Linked DNA regions of Mus musculus: region 2 is linked to region 1. The links are chromatin contacts, found by Hi-C or POLR2A ChIA-PET in ENCODE. All regions are on one chromosome and are shown on one strand. Each heading gives the region's core, a stretch centred on a gene start or an enhancer-like site at or near the end of the contact. The rest is flanking DNA. Distances are from core to core; before and after follow the strand shown. Region 1 holds the start of Enpp1 (ectonucleotide pyrophosphatase/phosphodiesterase 1). Region 2 overlaps Enpp3 (ectonucleotide pyrophosphatase/phosphodiesterase 3).

Region 1 (6,959 bases), core at 1,989-4,488:
ATTCATGAAATAGTTCTGGATTCACGAAGGCGTGGTGATTGGGTGAGACTGGGTGACTTAACTAGGGAAAGAATGGACTGGAGTGTTTAGATAAAGTTGAGAGAAATGCAGAACAATCAAAAGGAACTGGGAGGCAAAAGTGAAATTCCCTATCAGTTTACGAGTGAAGGGATTCAGGGTCAGAGACTAGGAATATGTTCAAAGCCACCCAACCTTCGCTGCCGAGGGTTGTATTAAAAATAAAAGAAAGAAAAATGAGGATGGTGTACAAAATTTTAAAAATAAACAAAAGTCAAGATGTTATTTTTTTCCTGGGCCTCATACAGATGAGAGCCCTCTGTGGCTTTTTCCTTTTAGACCTATCTTGATGTTTTCAGTGTTTGATTGGCCAAGAGGTCAGAGCTGGAGAATGTAGCAGCTGCTGCTAAACTCATCAGTTGAAAAGCAAGGGATGTTTCTCAGCTTTGAGGTGGCAAAGTTCCAGTGCAGAGGGACTGGTTTGGTTTGGTGTTTTGGCCTTAGCAACATCTATCATTTCAGGTACCAAAATGGGCAAATTTAAATATTTACGAGTTTTAAAGAATTAAAAATCTTTTCCATTCTTAGAGGACCATCTCTGCTATTGTGCTAAGTTGAGTCCTTAGCCCCAGAAGCCGATGATTTGGACCTAGAGACCAAACACTGAAATTTCACATTTGGTTTACTTGGAAAAGCCATGTTGATTTTTTTTGTTTTGTTTTGTTTTTTTAAAGATTTATTTATTTATTATATGTAAGTAAGTACACTGTAGCTGTCTTCAGACACACCAGAAGAGGGCATCTGATCTCTTTACAGATGGTTGTGAGCCACCATGTGGTTGCTGGGATTTGAACTCCGGACCGCTGGGAGAGCAGTCAGTGCTCTTAACCACTGAGCCATCTCTCCAGACCCACGTTGATGTTTTGTGTGCCATGATCTTATTATACTTTGGAATAAGATGCCTCGGCCCTGAGAACTCAGAGTAAACAAGACTGAGGCAAGACTTTATCAAAGGCTGTGTAATGTGTGTGGGTAAACAACCTGAACGGCGTGCTGGACACGGTTGTACTCTTCTGATTTTAGAAGTTTAATTAGGTTTTCATAACTACCTATAAAACCCCATGGTGCAGGCTAGGCATCAACACAGGGCAGAAGCCACATCCTGGTGGCCTGTTTCCCAGGTCCACCCTGCAGATGGGCTACATTGTGTTTGGTTTCAAAAGTGTTTAAAGACTCTGTGTGTGTGTGTGTGTGTGTATGTACAAGATTTCTAGAAAACTCACAAAAAGATTTAAATTTCCTTCTTGTTTTTAAAAACTCTGAGTCTCCACCTTAGACATATAATCCTTGGCAACTGTTGCTAAGAGGCCAACTTGCTCTCTTTCTGTCTTGTCTACAGAGGGCTGTATCAGTCTTTAATGCTTCCTGGCTGTCCTCAGCTGCTTGAGACATTGTAACCTTGCAGACAGCATTGGCTTTTCCAATGAGGACAGTAGAAACGTCATTAATTGCTTTGGGTTGCTGACAATACACTTATTCGATTTTTCTTTTACACTCAAGGCCGCTTTGGAAACTGTCTGTTGAGCGCTTTTAGAAAATTTGACGTGTATTTGGCCAGTTTCAGTGGAGTAAAACTTTGGCCTTCCATCTGGTTTATGGAAACATTCAAATAATAAAAAAAAAAAAACAACCCAGAACCAAGTTTGGGGTAAAAAGTATGTTTGAGTATGAAATGGTGGACCTGTTTCTAGTGGGTGGTTTGTAATGTAGTGATAATAATAAAAAATAAACTAAAGATTGCTTTTGAGGGTGGCCTTTTCTCCTGCTGTCACTCATTGGTCCTACTGTGTGGCTTGGGTATCTATATGCAGACCCTTCTCTCTACGGTTTAATCCTACTCTAGCCCCTTGCTGACTCACCCCATACTATATATACATATATGCATATATATGAAAATGTTCACATTTTAATACATATGGCATTCAAAATGTTGATTCATTATTAAATGTCTGAATGAATGAAGTCAGAACAAATTGAAAGTGTTCACATTGTTTTAATTTATTTTTACCTCTCTTTATCTCTCTGTGTGTGTGTCTCTCTCTCTCTGTATGTCTGTGTTCCGGTTTGTATCTGCACACATGCATGAAAGTGGAAGTCAGAACTACCAATGGTTGTCATTCGTCTGAAGCCCAGCTCACCTTTTTCTGGGACCCTTTCTTATTAGCCTTGAACTTAGCAAATAGGCTAGGCTGGCTGGCTGGCCATCCCTGGGATCCATATGCCTTTGCCTCCTACTTTGGGATTACAAGCTCAGGCTACAGGGTTTTTGGAGTCTGGGATTTGCCCTTAGAATCTCATGCTTGCGAATACCAGAACTTTACCTGTTGATTGCCCTCCCCAGTCCGTGCTGACAGTTTGAGAGGGGACAAACCCAATTTACACCCGTTAAACTTCAAAAGTGAATGTGATATAATGTGATGTATATAAACAAAGCAGGTAAGGGATGTCTTGTTAATTTGTGATTTTTCTTAGTCACTGTGTTCAGTCACATTGCTTCTGCTTTTGGGTTCTGGGAGGTGTGGTTTTGCTGATGGGAAGGAGTGTAAAGCTGAAGAATCAAAGGTGAAACAAATCCCATCAAGAATTAAAGCCTACTGCTCACGTTCTGTTTTAAAAATAAGCTCATCACATAGAGTTAGAGTCTTGATTCTGCTCATCAATTAAAGTGCTGACTTCGGAGAAGCAAGACACAGACACCCGGAAGCCTCCGGAAGTCTAAAATAGCTAATATGTAAATATAATAGGATAGCAACCCCGGACGCCACACATCCCATATGTGTGTTTGTGCAAACCCATCAGTGTTGTGTAAACCCCGTGCCCCACGTTTAGCAGCTCCAGGTAGAGAATTTTCGTTTGCACTTGTGGGAGAAAAAGAAAGTCACCTCCCCACGCGCTCGTTTGCATTTCCCTGGTCAAAGCAGGTCTGCTCCCGGCCACCGGTGTCCGGCCTTTGAGACCTCGGGGGTCGCTGCATCCTCTCACTTTTGGGGCTCCAAGATCTCACACTCTTTGCAGACCACACAGCGATTCCAGTCCAGTCCTCGTTGGGCTACGCGGGGGGATTCCGCAAGGGTTCGTAGGGTGCCACGATCGCGGGCGGGGACAGGGTTTGGGGTGGAAGTTAAAGACACGCCCACGTCAGGGACCCAAAATAGCCCACGCGCCCAGGGCCCGAAATCAGACAGGAAGCCAAATACCCGGGGCGTTGAGCGGCTCGGGCCGGAGCGCTGGCCGAGGGCTGGGAGCCAAGGGTCTGGCGGGGGCGGCGCGGGGCGGGGCGGGGCTGCGAGCCTATTAAAGCTCGGCCCGCGGGGGCAGAGCGGGGCGATGGAGCGCGACGGCGACCAGGCAGGGCACGGGCCCCGGCACGGGTCAGCGGGAAACGGTCGCGAGCTCGAGTCACCAGCCGCGGCTTCGCTGCTCGCGCCCATGGACCTAGGAGAGGAGCCGCTGGAGAAGGCGGAGCGTGCCCGCCCTGCCAAAGACCCCAACACCTACAAAGTGCTGTCGCTGGTAGGTCGGTGCTTGCCGCGACCCGACACCCGGGAGGGGCGAGAGCGAGCAGGTCGGCACCCGGCATGGGAGAGCGTGGGCGCCTCCTGCGCCGGCACCGGGTGACCTGCAGGGTCCTTACCCCTCTCCCAGCAGGAGCAGGCTGCTAAAATAGTCACCTTGACATACCGTCCTCTTCCCCCAGAGAATACAGGACATTTGGAGGCGGAAACAAAAAATCGGCTAGTCTTAGGATAGCGCAGCGATGTTTGTAGTCTTTTAGGTGGCGTAGGTCAGGGTACAGGTGGTGCTCGTGGCTTTAGGTGAATTTATTGCAGTTGAAAGATTTATCACAGCTTTTGAAAGTATCGGGAACTTTAGAAAACACCCATGCTTGGCTCTGTAGTGGTATTTCCAGACAGTTATTTAGAAGCCCCATTGACGTTCATGTTTATGTGACTGGGAAGAGGCCCGGGATTCATTGCCCACTCTTTGAACCACAGACAGCGCTGTTTGTGTGTTGCCCGGAGGCACAGTTGCCTGCTATATCCCTCTGCTCTTCTGTTAGACCAGTTGTAGCATCCACAACCAACTTCTGGAAACAGGACGCCGATTTTCACTCGGGATCTTCCTTGGGTCAGAAAGGCTGAGTCCTGTGTGGTGGTTCTAAGTATTGGTGGGGACTTCCATTATTCTTCTCAAGCTCCGCTGTGTTGTGTTAAAATGAGAGCGCATAGCATAGTTTCAATGGGACTGACTGCGGGAAATAAATTCAGAACTGAAGGAGGAGGTAGTTAGTTATTTTATAGTACGTGCAAACCACAGCTTTCTGTGACTAGCACACCCTAAAACATATTCTTACACATTCTGGCTTGAGCGCTGTTTTGTGGAAAAATCTTTCCGATGTTTAAAGTCTCCTTTTGACATCATTTCCATTTCCACTGTTCTTAGGTTCTATGCAGACACCGTAGCACTTTGAGAACCAGAATCCCGAGACTTAAGGGATGGTGTCATATCCTTAGTTTTTTAAAAATAAGTCTGAGGTTCAAAGAAGTCTCCCAAACCGCAGGCGGCTGTCTCCCAGGATATAATTTTGTATCGTATGTCACTCATATGATATTGATGGGCATTTAGTGAGTTTGAGTCTAGTAAGACTTTTTGTTGTATGTTTTTTAATGGAAGATCGCAATTGTTACAGGACTACTTAAATTATTGAGTTTCAGTACTCTTACCTACTGTGAGATACTCAATGAAGACACACTGAATGTTTATGAAATTGTAAGGCATATTTATAAACTTACTATAAGTCATTGAAGGGTTTCCAGTTATTGAATTCAGTTTTACTCATTTGCATACAGGCCCACAATAGATGTCAGCACAGGTCCACCTGTAGATCACAGAGTTTTCACTCTGACACCTGCGGTCGCTTGGTTGGCCAGTATTCCAGCATTACAAACGGCTCTGATGGCACACTTCAGAAATTGCTGCATGCCCTAGAATCTCCTCAAACAGATCAACTATGAATATTTGGTATATTTGGTTACGGCATATTTTATGAATTAGAACAAATTCTTGTCTCAGATAATTTTTAGATATTTATATATTTTTAGTTTATGTGTGTGACTGTTTAGCATATATGTGTGAATATATTACATATATAATTTATATAAATATATATTATACACACACACACACACATATATATAAATATCCCCCACTCCAGCTGTCCAATGTTCTCAACAGAGGCCCAGAGTAATGTAATAGTTCCTCCAATTCCATTGTATGTATGCACACACATGAACACGCACACACATATATACATATGTATATACATATATGTATACATGTGTGTATGTTTGTATACCTTGTGTGTGTGTGCCTGGTACCCACAGAGGCCAGAAGAGGATGTTGGATTCCTTGGAACTGTAGTTTACAGATGGTTGTGAGCCACTATGTGGGTGCTGGGGACTGAACCTGGGTCCTCTGTAGGAGCAACAAGGTACTTACCTGTTGTGCCATCTCTCCAGCTGCAGCTTTATGTCTTTTGATGGACTCCAGAGAGGCATAAAATATAAGCCGCTTCTCACTGGAGCTCTTAGTTCAGGACTCAGCTGGAAGTGAAACCTATTTTTTCTCTTTTCCTCCTCTACTTTAATAACCCTCTATCAGAAGCCCTCAAAGGAATTTGACGACTGTCATCAAAGAGCTCTGGGACATGTTTTCGAGAGACAGCCTTAATTATTGGATTTATCTTGTTTCTTTTTTCAGATTAAGCATCAGCACATTTTGTATGAAGTTGAAGAATCAGGTTGGACTAATTGCATCCTGGGGTTAGGATCAGGGAGGCCCCCCACTCCCTGGCCACAGGATTCTAATCGGACAGGATAATCACAGGGCTGCTTGCAGGGGGAGGATGAAGTAGTGATGATACGATCGTGTGCTTTTCTTAGATTTTCTCTAATTAGTGAAAAGAATGTAGTTACATCAGAGTCAACGGAGAATGGGGATCTCGTCCTAGCCTTGCTTGCCTGGGTGATGCTTCATCTCAGGACTTTCTGCCTAGGTACTCAGCAGGTCTAAGGAAACAGCAAGAGAGAAAAACAGGCACTGCTCTCAGTGTCCTCTGTGACGTACGTGTGTTAGCATTCCCTGGCTGCGTTGAACTACGTTGATAATTAAGTTGCCAAGGGAAAAGGCTGAGCAGATCGTGGTATGAAATCAGGGTAGCAGAGGTTCCGGTACATTACTTTGGGCCTCTGCTGAGAGCGCTGGGTGTTGGAGGGGGAAATGAGGATGGATGAGCAAACACAGATGGAGCCTAGGATCCCACAGTCCCCTTTGACTGAACACCATCCATGACCCACGAATCTCCCACGAGGTAGATTCTAGAATCTCCCACCTCCTGATAGCACTGCCCTGTGGACTAAGAGTTTTATCTCATGAAGCTTTGGGTAGATATTTGCAATCTGAAGTATAGCAGTTACATATGAAATGCCCTTGCCTAGGTCCAGATCAAGTTTGAACTGAAATATTCACTCCTAAAGTTGGGCTCAGGTATTTATCTAAAATACCATTGCTCCCCATTCTAGTTCTAAAAGGACTAGTAGCTTTCAAGTAGTTTGCAGTGTGAGCTCTAGTAGATCTTCTAAAGCATTACTCCCGTTAAAGAGCTCTTTCTAAGAGGTAGAAGTTGGCCTTGGTCTAGCTAGACTAGGGTTAATTCTCTAGCTTCTTCCCTCTTCCCATATCTATCCTACAGTATTCAGAATAACTCTCTCAGTCGGGTTTGGATCGACATTGTCCATTGACTTTCAAATTTAACATGTGCCTTCCATGGCTTTAGCATTTTATTTCAAGATGACCAGGCTATCTCCAAAGCTAGAACAGTC
Region 2 (6,959 bases), core at 2,947-5,446, 66 kb before region 1:
GGTTTGATTTGGGCGCTGCTCCTGGTCCTGCTCAGTAGAAAGAGCTGGGTTACTTGCCTAATTAGATGGAAAATCAAAAATAAAGCAAAAATTGCAGTGGCTATTTAAAGGAGATGCTTCATGATTTAATTTAGCATAAAGTCAAAGAATTAGATAATATTGAACAATACCTATAATTTGATATAAGCACTATGTATGTATGTATATATGTGATGTATATATATAATATATAAAACATAGCATACATATATATATATGTATACATATACATACATACATACATACATACATACATATATCTATATACATACACACACATCTTCTACACCATTAAGAACTTTTAAAATCTGTGTGAGTGTATGTGTGTTATGTGTGTGTGTGTGTATGCACGTTCATATATATGTGTGTGGATGTACACGTGGAGGTCAAAGGATGTCCTTGGGTTTTGGTCATCACCTTCTGCCTTATTTAGACAGTGTCACTGTTGTCCATGGCCTAGTAAGCCACACTAGCGGGGCATCTCAAGCTCTCAGAGCCTCTGCAGGCTCCACCCCAGCTGCAGGAGCCCTGGGATGGCACTGTGCATTGCACTGCAGCACTGGGCTCTGTGTAGCTTCTGGGGATCAGAGCTTAGGGCCTCCAACCTGCTTCCAGTACCCACTGCTGAACCAACTTCCTACCCTGGAGTGGGTATTGTTAAAAAAACCCTCTTGGTTCCTGTAAATTATGACCTAATCATGTCTGAAAGTCTTTAAATAACCAGGGGCAATACATGTTCCAGACATTTTTTTTTTTTTTTTTGTGAACTACTAAAGTCATTTTTCCATAGGAAAAAAATTATGCAGTCAGACGAATACTCAAGGGGTGTGCATTTGTTGACTGCACCATAAGACACAGCTATAGCTTTTGTGTGACCCCACAGTTAAGGGGTATCTGTCACTTTAATGTAGCTGTCTTTACCGGTTGGTCAATTCCCACCCCAGAATGGGAAGAAAGCATCTCTTTGTTATTTCTGCTCATTTCCCCTTTCCTTGAAGAAGTTTGAGAGGCAGGAAGCATGTATTTTCTTAGATTCTCTGACTGCATTTTATTGTTTTAGTCGGCTTCTCTTTGGGTTCAGAAATGCCAGGGGATCTGGAAAGATGGTGCGGGTTGCAGGTGTGCTTGGGGGTGGGACGGGGCTGAGATGGTATGGGACAGGAGGACCTCTCTTCCCAGAGGTCAGGGTTGGAGGACACGACTGAACTCTGCATCCTTCCACACACAGCTGGGCTGTCTCTTGCCTCATCCCACCTTCAGAAAGCAGGCCATATCCTGTTGTTTCCAGTCTTAGTGCGTGTCTCTTGGTTAGTTCAAGTTTGATATATGAAAAACAAACTTGATTTTTTTTTCAGCTAGCAGAAAGTGTATGGCGATGTTTTCTTGTTGCATCTACATTTCTTGCAACAACATAATTTTATTCTTCTTCGTGGCTAAATAAGCTCCATTGTGCGTGCGCATGGATCATGTTCCTTTATCTGTGCCTCTGTGGTGAATCATACTGCATTCAACGTGGTGTTTACCTATGTCAGTGATGCGTAGGCCAGGAGTGCTCCAGGTAAACACCTAGAGAGCAGGTGTGCTCAGACCTGGAGCAGAGTCATGTGTGGTAGGTCTAGCTTTCAGTTGTTTGCCTTCTAAGGAAGCACCATCCTGTTTCTTAACCTCTGAATATGTATTGTATTTTCTTATGCGTTTTCATCACTAATGCTTCTTCATGAGCCTTAGAAGAAAGCAATGATAAAAGCATATATTTAGTCATGACGAGAAATGGACTGAGCTCCTGGGAAATGTGCTTGACTGGAGAATTTCAGTGTCTGCCTTCCCTGGGCTGCCCCATCTCCAACTCTCAGTGTTCTTGATGGTTGGCATTGCTCTTCCACCTGAGAACAATGCAGTGTGCACTGCCTTCTCTGTTGTGAGCTGACCTCGCACATGCCATCCAGACAATGTAGCTAACATCCACTGGAGACACAGTGCAGTGAATAAGAAACAACAAATTAAGCATATTTTTTCTTGTTAAATAAATTATTGCAAGATTTGCAGAATAAGTCCATCAAAGCCTGTGAAATAATGCAAGGAAAGAGCATATGTCTTACTTGTTTGTATCTGTTCATCCGATGTGGTGACCGCACACTACACTATATTCATGTGGAAGCTGGGATCAGCCACCACCACCAATCATGTTTGCAGGATAATTCTGTGGATGGCGTTCAGTATTAGTCTTTAAATGTAATTTAAAAAGAAATTGCAACTTCAAAAATAAAGATGTTTGTGGGCTGAGGATATAATTCGGTTGGCAGAGTGCTTGCCCAGTGGGTGCAAAGCTCTGGGTTCTCTGTCCACTACCATATAAACAAGACTTGGTGGAACACACCTGTAATTCCTTAGAAGGTGGAGGTCTGGGGATGAAGAGTTCAAAGTCATCTTTGGCTGTACAGCAAACTCAATGCCAACCTGGTACACATGAGACCCTGTCTCAAATACATACATACATACACACACACATATATATACATATACATATATATATATACATATATATGTATGTATATGTGTGTGTATACCTATATATGTATATATATATATACAAACACACATACACACGTATACACACACACACACACACACACACACACACACACACACACATATATATATATATATATATATATATATATATATATATACACACACACATATATGTATGTATATATACTATGCTATATGTTGTATTTCTTATATATGCTATATAAAATACATTATGTTATATTACATTTAGGTAACTATAGCTCTTTGAGTTAATTGTAAGCTGATTAGAATTTTTTACCCAGTTTAAAAATAATGTAGCTAATTCTTTTTTTTTTTAAGATCTATTTTTTATATATGTGAGTACACTGTCACTGCCTTCAGACACACGAGAAGAGGGCATCAGATCCCATACAGGTGGTTGTGGGCCACCATATGATTGCTGGGAATTGAACTCAGGTCCTCTGGAAGAGCAGTCAGTGCTCTTAACTGCTTTCTCTCCAGCCATCTCTCCAACCCCAATGTAGCAAATTCTTATCTACATATAATTTGTTTATATTTTGTTTCCCAATTTAAAACAAGATTTATTTTTGTTTTAAGTATATGAGGTTTTTGCCTGCATACACACAAACACACACACACACACACACACACACACACACACACATATATGCAGCATGTGTCTGTTTGGTGCCCAGACAAGAGTGTCAAATTCCCTGAACGTGGAGTTACACAGAGTTGTGAGCTGCCATTTGGGTGCTGGGAACTGAACCCAGGGGCAGCTAGTGGTGTTACTTCTGAGCCATTCCTCTAGCCCCAACATTTCCCACCCACCCACTTCTTATTTGCATGCATAACATATCCCTACAGAAAAGTTCAATTCCCCCCCCCCCCCCAAAGACTTTGTTTTTCCGCAGTAGTTTCTATTATTCCCTGGCTCTCGGTTCAGGTTGTAGTCTGCAAATGTTCTTTCCCAAGGTATATTTGATGTGTCCTCCCAACCCCCTCCTCTCCACCGCCGCCCCCACACCCCCAGCAAACATAGCTGAATACATCCACTCCCGCTGCTGCTGTCGACCTGATTCACTAAGAAAATAGGAAGAGGGTAAATGAAAAACAGTCGAGGAAGTCATAAACCAAATAAGGCAATGGGTGAGCCGCAACTGTGGGTGTAAGTTTTCCCCTTTTCTCTCTTTCAACAGGGAGACACATCATCTCTTCCTCCCACAGTTCCAGACTGTCTGCGGGCTGATGTCAGGGTTGCTCCTTCTGAGAGCCAAAAATGTTCCTTCTATTTAGCAGACAAGAATATCACCCATGGCTTCCTCTATCCTGGTTAGTGAAACTCTTCGGGAGCGGCTAGGAAGCCCTCAGTCCGCGGATGTGGCGTGTGCGTTAAACATATATTTCCCACCCAAATGACCTGCTTCGGTCTCCTAAGAGGCTGCCCAGAGGTGGCACAACGGCTTCCTTAAAGGCTAATAAATTTTTCTGCGGGAACCACAGATTAGCTGTAATCAGGCCCAGCTGTGGAGAGAGTTCAGCAGGTTTAAGTTTAATTTTACAACTGAAGGGTATTTGGAAAGAGACACAAGCATCTAAGAAAACATTATCTCTGGCACACCGCCGAAGCTGAGGTCCTCACAGAGAAGGCAGCTGCTTCGTGCAAAGGACAAAAGCTGGCCTGTCCACTTGGTTGTGTGTCCAACAGCTTTGAACTGTAAATTAACCAGCCAAAATAAATGAATTTCATGCTGTTTTTTTTTTTTTTTTTTAAAGTGAGGATGTCTCCTGGGGTCATATAAAAATCAGCGTGATTTTTTCTAAAACTAAAGTCTCCCCACCCCGCTCTGTTCATCTGGGAATGTAATTTTCACGTATTCGTGGGAATTTCAACATCAGTTTCTGGGAATGGTTTACAACTGGTATGTGACTCTGGCTGGTTTGTTTTGTTTTAAGAGACTCATGATTTAGAGACATACAGTAGAAAGAGACAATGAAAGCAAAGAACGAGTCACTGAAATCCTATTCTTACTAAAACACATTTGTTTTACAGCAATCAAAGGAACTAATGAGAGTCGATATGATGCCTTAATTACAAGTAATTTGGTCCCAATGTATAAAGAATTCAAAAGTAAGTATCTACCTTCCCCTGTCCCACACTGGGCATTAAGGGAGTGGCTCACCTATGCTGAACAAGCACTGTGCCCTAACCCATGTACTTGGCCCTGTATGCTCAGTCTGTTGCTATTCTTTATTTTGCAATAGGGTCTGGATAAGTTGACCAGGCTGACCTTGAACAAACTTTGTAGTCCAGTCAGGCCTTGAACTTGTTATCCTTTCTTCTAATCCCCCAGAATAGCTGGGGTTACAGGCTTGGTGGTGTATATGTATTAATGCTAAATTAAAAAAGCGATTCCTTGGCTGGCCAAACTAAACCTACACTTTAGAATTGCAATTTGTTATTCGCACTGAGTCATTTTATTCTGTTATTTTAAATAGGGGCACAAACACTGTGGGTGTTATTTCTTTGTGACTAACTACAATTTTGACTTGTTGCTAGAATTTGATAATTGTTTTAAGTTTTTTCTTTTTCTTTTTTTTTTTTTTTTTTTTTTGGTTTTTCGAGACAGGGTTTCTCTGTATAGTCCTGGTTGTCCTGGAACTCACTTTGTAGACTAGGTTGGCCTCGAACTCAGAAATCCTCCTGCCTCTGCCTCCCAAGTGCTGGGATTAAAGGCGTGCGCCACCACACCTGGCTTAAGTTTTTTCTTAATCCTTACCTGTTAAGAGCTATTGATAGAGCGAAATTTTATTAACATTCACCATAAGTGAAAAAAATGTAAATGTCTGTTTCCAGAATGATAATTAGTAAGATAGTACCTGTGGTCTGAAGATTATTAATAATCACTGTTGAAGGAATTTGGAGACATATTTGCTCTAATAAAATGATAAAAAGTTCTCATCAACATGGCTGCTTATTTTAGTTGCATAACTATCTTGTAGAATTATCCAATCACCATGGGCAATTACTGGAGTGGAATGTGGTGCTATTTAAATGCACCAACAATAGAAAATATTTGCACATTCAGTAAAATCAGATATTTTCACATATCTCATTTTTTCACTTTTAGAAATGTGGGACTACTTCCATGAGGTTCTTCTTATAAAATATGCTATAGAAAGAAATGGACTGAATGTGGTTAGTGGACCCATCTTTGATTATAATTATGATGGCCATTTTGATGCTCCGGATGAAATCACACAGTAAGTAATTTAATTTTTGATTTAGCAATAGATTATCATAAAGGAAAATCTCAACTTGAACTAGATACTGTGCAATCTCACTATCATATAGTATATGCATAGCATGTTTATATTCAGTTGCTATGATGCCAGTTTTCAATTTAAACTACCTAAATGTTTAGCTGAAAAGATTTATATGGCCAGAACTTAAACTAATGGTTTCCAGGTAAAGTTTAACAAAAAAATTTTATTGGAAAATTTATAAAATGTAAACAAAGACAATATGAGATTTTTCTGGAGGAAATGTAGAGTCTGAGCCATCAATAAATATAGAATCAAACCAACTATTACCAGAAAAAACCAAGTACAGACTAAGCTTACCTTAGTACATATCACAGATACAGTGGACAATCCACAAAATAGTTTCAATAGAGGATGCAAGTAGACTTCAGTAGAAAACCAGCCAAACAAACTGTACACCTTAATACTAAACCCATTACAGCAGGCTGCTACTAAGCACTTTTCCACTTTAGTGTCTTTCAGTACTAGGCTTTTCCAGAGAGGAGTCCCATTGCTTCTTTTATTATCAAATGTCAAAAGGATAAAAACAGAACAGCTGCAGGATCCCAGCCTAGAGTAGGGAAAGCCCCAGTTTCTACTGAGACCTCTTGATAAAGTAAACCTTACACGAGGTGTACAGCCACCTCACACGAGGTGTACAGTCAGCCCCAGGCTTCTCCAGCTCTTTCCTGTCACCGTTCTTTGACTTTGAGGCAAGGTCAAAGGTAGCACAGGCTGGCCTTGAACTTACTATGGTGCCGAGGATATATTTGAAATCCCGTTCCTCTTACTTCTGTATCCCCGGTGCTGGATAGGATGGTGGTGCCACCCATCACACCTGGCTTTTGTTTGATTGTATAGTAGGTTCTACGTCGTGGTCTCATCACCTGCTAATTTTAACTAATATTTTGAGAACTCTTTCTTACATGCTAGGCAGTTTTCTAAGCATTTACGTAGGCTTTGTTAATCTACAAAACAACTTGATGTCTGGTTCCATTATTAGCTCCGAGTCAGAAAAGAGGAAACCAGGGCTAAGAGAGGTTAAGTAGCTTGTTTGATAGGTTTTTCCCCAATTGGCAAAGCCA

Evidence for each region. Hi-C counts contacts between places; a loop is a spot of excess contacts on that map. ChIA-PET counts read pairs that join two places held with the same protein, here RNA polymerase II (POLR2A).
Region 2: a loop to region 1 is called in a map of gastrocnemius, with 2.4 times the contacts of the local background. The contact joins the enhancer-like site here to the promoter of Enpp1 in region 1. A Hi-C loop is called at or near these places in 1 of 37 maps with a recorded cell type or tissue (gastrocnemius). POLR2A ChIA-PET finds 5 or more read pairs at or near these places in 1 of 5 experiments (Patski).

What each region holds. Positions count from the first base shown.
Region 1 is chr10:24,708,438-24,715,396 of GRCm38, reverse strand. Enpp1 (ectonucleotide pyrophosphatase/phosphodiesterase 1) reads left to right here and starts at 3,238. Exons shown (of 25, transcript NM_008813.4): 1 at 3,238-3,591. The coding sequence starts at 3,406.
Region 2 is chr10:24,775,637-24,782,595 of GRCm38, reverse strand. Enpp3 (ectonucleotide pyrophosphatase/phosphodiesterase 3) reads left to right here. Exons shown (of 25, transcript NM_134005.2): 21 at 3,771-3,903; 22 at 4,625-4,702; 23 at 5,703-5,835. Among named protein-coding and RNA genes, the nearest start is that of Enpp3, 57 kb to the left of the region's middle. Within about 2 kb of position 4,196, at least 1 of the 3 ENCODE cell types and tissues checked has a DNase peak (open chromatin) inside an H3K27ac peak, as active enhancers do; it is gastrocnemius, where a contact is called at or near this core.